Regions from separate parts of the Homo sapiens genome. Here region 2 is linked to region 1. A link is an interaction called in ENCODE POLR2A ChIA-PET data of the cell type or tissue named here. Cell type or tissue: MCF 10A. All regions are shown on one strand. Each heading gives the region's core, and the rest is flanking DNA. Links, peaks and the distances in the headings are about the cores only.

Region 1 (2,910 bases), core at 268-2,767:
CATCTTGCTTCGAGCCTCACAGGCTGGCTGTCTTCACTCATCCCTGGGCATAGGCCAAGCTAACCACGGGAGGAATTCAGTCTATAGTTTAACTTTGAAGCAAAGATGATAATAGTCCCTCTCTAAAACTAACCCCCTTCTTGCTCACGGACAGAAAACCACCTTTGACCACCTTTGCAAAACTAATGAAAGTCCACAAGATTAGGATTATGGGAGGGGCCTGAATTCTGTTAAAATGTAGGTGCAGGGCCAGGCACAGTGGCTCACGCCTGTAATCCCAGCACTTTGGGAGGCCGAGGTGGGTGGATCACCTGAGGTCGGGAGTTCGAGACCAGCCTGACCAACATGGAGGAACCCCATCTCTACTAAAAATACAAAATTAGCCGGGCGTGGTGGCGCATGCCTGTAATCCCAGCTACTCAGGAGGCTGAGGCAGGAGAATTGCTTGAACCTGGGAGGTGGAGGTTGCAGTGAGCTGAGATCACACCATTGCATCCAGCCTGGGGCAACAAGAGCGAAACTCCTTCTCAAAAAAAAAAAAAAAAGTAGGTGCAATTTGTTTGTTTGTTTAAGGCAGGGTCTCACTCTGTCACCCAGGCTGGAGTGCAGTGGCACCATCATAGCTTACTGTTGCAGCCTTGGCCTCCCCAGCTCCAATGAGCCTCCTCTCTCAGCCTCCAGAGTAGCTGGGACTATGGGTGCATGCCACCATGTCCCACTAATTTTTAAAAATTTTTGTAGAAGGCAGAGCATGGTGGCTCACATCTGTAATCCCAGCACTTTGGGAGGCCGAGGCGGGCAGATCACTTGGGGTCAGGAGATCGAGACCATCCTGGCTAACATGGTGAAACCCCATCTCTACTAAAAATACAAAAAATTTGCCAGGCGTGGTGGCGGGCACCTATAATCCCAGCTGCTCGGAAGGCTGAGGCAGGAGAATGGCATGAACCTGGGAGGCGGAGACTGCAGTGAGCTGAGATCGCACCACTGCATTCCAGCCTGGGCGATAGAGCGAGACTCAGTCTCAAAAAAAAAAAAAAGAAAGAAAGTACTCACAGGGTGGGAGCAGGCTGAGCATAAGGGCTCAAAAGCCCTGTTACAGAATTTTCTGGGGTTTAAATACCCTCTAGAGGTTTCCATTGGTTACTTGGTATACACCCTAGGTAAATGAAGAGGATGAAATAAAGTTACAAAATCATGTACTCGGCATATGCCCTATGTAAATAGAGAAGATATTTCCTGTCATAGCTGAAGTGTTCCCATTTGATTTTTTTTTTTTTTTTTTTGAGAGAGCGAGACTCCGTCTCAAAAAAAAAAAAAAGAAAAAGAAAAACAAGAAGCACTGGCAAGACATAAGCCCCTGCTTAGGGAGTTCGGATCTGAGGACCTGGCAGGAGAGGGAAGAGCCTCTGTCCAGAAGGAGCCCAAGGACACCCTGAGGACAGGACCGAGAGAGGAGCCCTGGCACTGGGCCTGGGATGGCGCCTCTCTTGCCAGGAGTCCGTGCGTAGGCTCCGGGGTATGAGGTCTGGGACTGTGTCCAAACAGGGCAGACTAATTGGGAAGTAACAGAAGCATCTTTGTCTTTGCGGAACTTAATTTCTGTGGTTAATAGAATAAGAGGCAGGAGCCTGGGATGTTGATTCTTAGCCTTGTTTCTTGTCGTTGTTATTTTTTTAATCTTGAGGTTTCACAAATAATCTCAGAGATATTCTAAAGATCTTAAACGAATGGAAAGTAAGTTTAGTTTGCTTTAAATATATATTATACATATATGCATACATATATGCATATATATAGTGTGTGTATATTGTGTGTGTGTGTGTGTGTGTTTACGGTAAAGCCCCGAACTGCAGCCTTCAGATGTTGGAATTCTCCAGACCCTCCTACAGAGGGCCCCCAGCCTCTCCAGAACAGCCCCTCCTGAACCAAGATGACATGGAAACACCATGTCATCTTGGAAATGGTTTCTTCTCTGAAACTGAGATGCCCTCGGCCTCCCTGGGAATGCTCTCTGTAGTCGTCCTCATCTCTGGAGCCACAAAGACTAGGTCTATTCCCTTTATTGCATAATAGTCCTTCAGTAAGTGGAGTTCAGATCTCAAGTCTGCTCTCTTCCTACGGGGACTTGGGGAGGTGTGTTCCTGTGTCCCTCACATCCTGCTTCCCTAAGAGGGGCCCTATGTGTCCTTGTTACTTAGAACCAAGGACCCTTCCCCAGAGTACGAACTTCACACTGGACGTGATTCTCTTTCTTTTATTATGTTTTTGAGGCAGCCTCTCGTTCTGTTGCCCAGACCAGAGTGCAATGGCGCAATCACCGCTCACTGCAGCCTCAACCTCCTGGGCTCAAGTATTTGTCCTGCCTCAGGCTTCTGAGCAGCTAGGACTATAGGTGCATGCCACCATGCCCGGCTAACATTTTAAACTCTTGTAGACACAAGATGGGGTCTCACTATGTTGCCTAGGCTGGTCTCAAACTCCTGGACTCAAAGGATCCTCCCTCAGCTTCCCAAAGTGCTGAGATTACATGTGTGAGCAACCACACTCTGAGTGATCCTTTTATTCATTTGTTTGTTTTGTTTTACTTTTTATTATTATTATTTTTTTTTTTTTTGAGACAGTCTCGCTCTGTCACCCAGGCTGGAGTGCAGTGGTGCGAACTCGGCTCACTACAAGCTCCGCCTCCCGGGTTCACGCCATTCTCCTGCCTCAGCCTCCCGAGTAGCTGGGACTACAGGCACACGCCACCACGCCCGGCTAATTTTTTGTGTTTTTAGTAGAGACGGGGTTTCCCTGTGTTAGCCAGGATGGTCTCGATCTCCTGACCTTGTGATCTGCCCACCTCGACCTCCCAAAGTGCTGGGATTACAGGCGTGAGCCACCATGCCCAGCCTATTTTTTTATTTT
Region 2 (2,910 bases), core at 321-2,820, 55 kb after region 1:
TGCTGGGATTACAGGTGTGAGCCACCGCACCTGGTCTCAAATATAATTTCTTTTACTATTTATTTCCAATTAGAGAAATCTTTAGTTACCCAGATCTGAAGTTAGTCCAACACAATGCATCCCATATATGTTCAAGGATTAAAATATTTGGAGTTTTAAATGCCGTCGTTACAGGGTTCATATTTCTATGAACATTTGGTCATTCTGAGCCAAACTGCCAGAATGAAAAGACAAATGAGATCTCTGCATCTTGATGTCCCCTCCCTACCCCTCCAGCCCTGAATTATTCTGTTATTTGATGACTACTGCAGGCGGAGGTCATTCTTCGCATGATTCTTTTAATGAATGGGCTGTTTCGTGCACATTTGTTTTCATGTCATGAGACAGTGGAGCAAACGGTTCGGGCTGAGAGAAGTCCCCACCCTCGCATCAGTGGAAAGCATGCAGAAAGACAGCCTGTGAGCAGAAAAAGGAGCGGCCAGATTCCCAAGTCCGCACACCGTGGAGAGAGGAAAGCTCTAAGCAGCCATTCCCTGGATGACCTTGCCTTCAGAGCAGTGGTTTGTAGCCATCTTCTGAGACATGGACTCCCTTTGAAACCCCATCAAGTGCTGTGGCTCTAACTCCCCAAAAAATGTGCATGTCACGTGCTGACACCCGTGTGCACACACATACACAGATATACATAGACACCCTCGCATTCCTTTTACATAATTTCCAGGGGTTTATGGGCACTTGAGGAATCCCTGGAATCAGAATCAGAAACCTTGCCTTAGACGTTGGGAAACAAAGTTACTTACGCCTTTTTTTCTTAAAATGTGCACCACTCAAGCCTCAACAACACAGTGAGACCCTGTCTGTTAAAAAAAAATTTAAAGGCCAGGCTTGGTGGCTCACGCCAATAATCCCAGCAGTTCAGGAGGCCGAGGTGGGTGGATCACCTGAGGTCAGGAGTTTGAGACTAGCCTGGCCAACATGATGAAACCCCATTTCTACTGAAAATACAAAAAATTAGCTGGGGGTGGCGGTGGGTGCCTATAATCCCAGCTACTCAGGAGGCTGAGGCAAGAGAATCACTTGAACCCAGGAGGTGGAGGCTGCAGTGAGCTGAGATCGCGCCATTCCACTCTAGCCCGGGCAACAAGAGTGAAACTCCGTCTCAAAAAAAAAGAAAAAATTTAAAAATAAACGTGGACGACACTCTTTTTTTTACTCTGTCTCCCAGGCTGGAGCTCAGTGGTAAGATCATGGCTCACTTCAGCCTTAAACTCCTGGGCTCAAGAGATCTTCCCACGTCTACCTCCCGAGTAGCTGAGATCACAGGCGTGTACCACCACACACGGCTAATTAAAAAAAAATTTTTTTTTTTGTTTTTGAGATGGAGTTTTGCTCTTGTCACCTAGGCTGTAGTGCAATGGCACGATCTCAGCTCACTGCAACCTCCGCCTCCCAGGTTCAAGTGATTCTCCTGCCTCAGCCTCCCAAGTAGCTGGGACTACAGGCACCCACCACCATGCCTTGCTAATTTTGTATTTTTAGTAGAGATGGGGTTTCACCATGTTGGTCAGGCTGGTCTCAAACTCCTGACCTCAGGTGATCCACCTGTCTTGGCCTCCCAAAGTGCCGGGATTACAGGCGTGAGCCACCGCACCCGGCCTAGTTTTTCTATTTTTTGTAGAGATGGGGTTTCTATGTTGCCCAGGCTGGTCTCGAACTCCTGAGCTCAAGCAATCTGCCCACCTCCACCTCTCAAAATGCTGGGATTACAGGCATGAGTCACTGTGCCCAGCCTGAGATAGTTTCTAAATAAATAAAATATGGCTGGGTGTGGTGGTGCATGCCTGTAATCCCAGCTACCCAGGAGGCTGAGGTGAGAGGATCACCTGAGCCAGTTAGGTGAGGCTGCACTGAAATGAGATTGCACCACTGCACCCCAGCCTGGGTGACAGAGTGAGACACTGTCTCAAAAATAATAAATAAGGCTGGGCGTGGTGGCTCACGCCTGAAATCCCAGCACTTTGGGAGGCTGAGGCGGGCGGATCACAAGGTCAGGAGTTTGAGACCAGCCTGGCCAAGATGGTGAACCCTCATCTCTACTAAAAATAAAAAGTTAGCCGGGCATGGTGGCACATGCCTGTAGTCCAGCTACTCGGGAGGCTGAGGCAGGAGAATTCCTTGAACCTGGGAGGCGGAGTTTGCAGTGAGCCAAGATCGTGCCACTGCACTCTAGCCTGGGTGACAGAGCGAGACTCCATCTCAAAAAATAAATAAATAAGATATTACAACTACAGCCAAAAGATTCTTCTCGGCCAGGCACAGTGGCTCACGCCTGTAATCCCAGCACTTTGGGAGGCTGAGGTGGGTGGATCACCTCAGGTCAGGAGTTCGAGACCAGCCTGACCAATATGGTGAAACCCTATCTCTACTAAAAATACAAAAATTAGCTAGGTGTGGTGTCGTGTGCCTGTAGTCCCAGCTACTTGGGAGCCTGAGACAGGAGAATCACTTGAACCCAGGAGGTGGAGTTTGCAGTGAGCCGAGATTGTGCCATTGAGACAGGGCAAGACTGTCTCAAAAAAAAAAAAAAAAAAAGATTCTTCTCACATTGCCTTCCTGCCACCCTCCCCAGAGGTAACTGATCCTGAAGTTGGTTTCACTCTTCTTAGAGAAGATGTGTGTACTTATATATATCCATAGAGTACATATGGCATTGTTTAGTATGTTTTTTTTTTTTTTGAGATGGAGTCTTGATCTGTCCCCCAGGCTGGAGTGCAGTGGCGCGATCTCGGCTCACTGCAAGCTCCACCTCCCAGGTTCATACCATTCTCCTGCCTCAGCCTTCTGAGTAGCTGGGACTACAGGTGCCTGCCACCATGCCTGGCTAATTTTTTTAAAAAATATTTTTAGTAG

The links. Peaks named below come from ENCODE experiments on the same cell type or tissue, not always from the same donor. Only the 100,000 strongest peaks of a DNase experiment are listed, where the experiment ranks them.
Region 2: POLR2A ChIA-PET joins it to region 1 with 5 read pairs; 14 of 35 experiments call an interaction of 5 or more read pairs at or near these places.

Annotation. Positions count from the first base shown.
Region 1 is chr1:8,888,710-8,891,619 of GRCh38, reverse strand. No RefSeq gene overlaps it. Among named protein-coding and RNA genes, the nearest start is that of ENO1-AS1, 11 kb to the right of the region's middle. In MCF 10A, for the core only: no CTCF peak of the experiment used is centred there; DNase peaks (open chromatin) are centred at 1,169, 1,489, 2,059 and 2,309.
Region 2 is chr1:8,833,915-8,836,824 of GRCh38, reverse strand. No RefSeq gene overlaps it. Among named protein-coding and RNA genes, the nearest start is that of RERE, 18 kb to the right of the region's middle. In MCF 10A, for the core only: no CTCF peak of the experiment used is centred there; no DNase peak of the experiment used is centred there.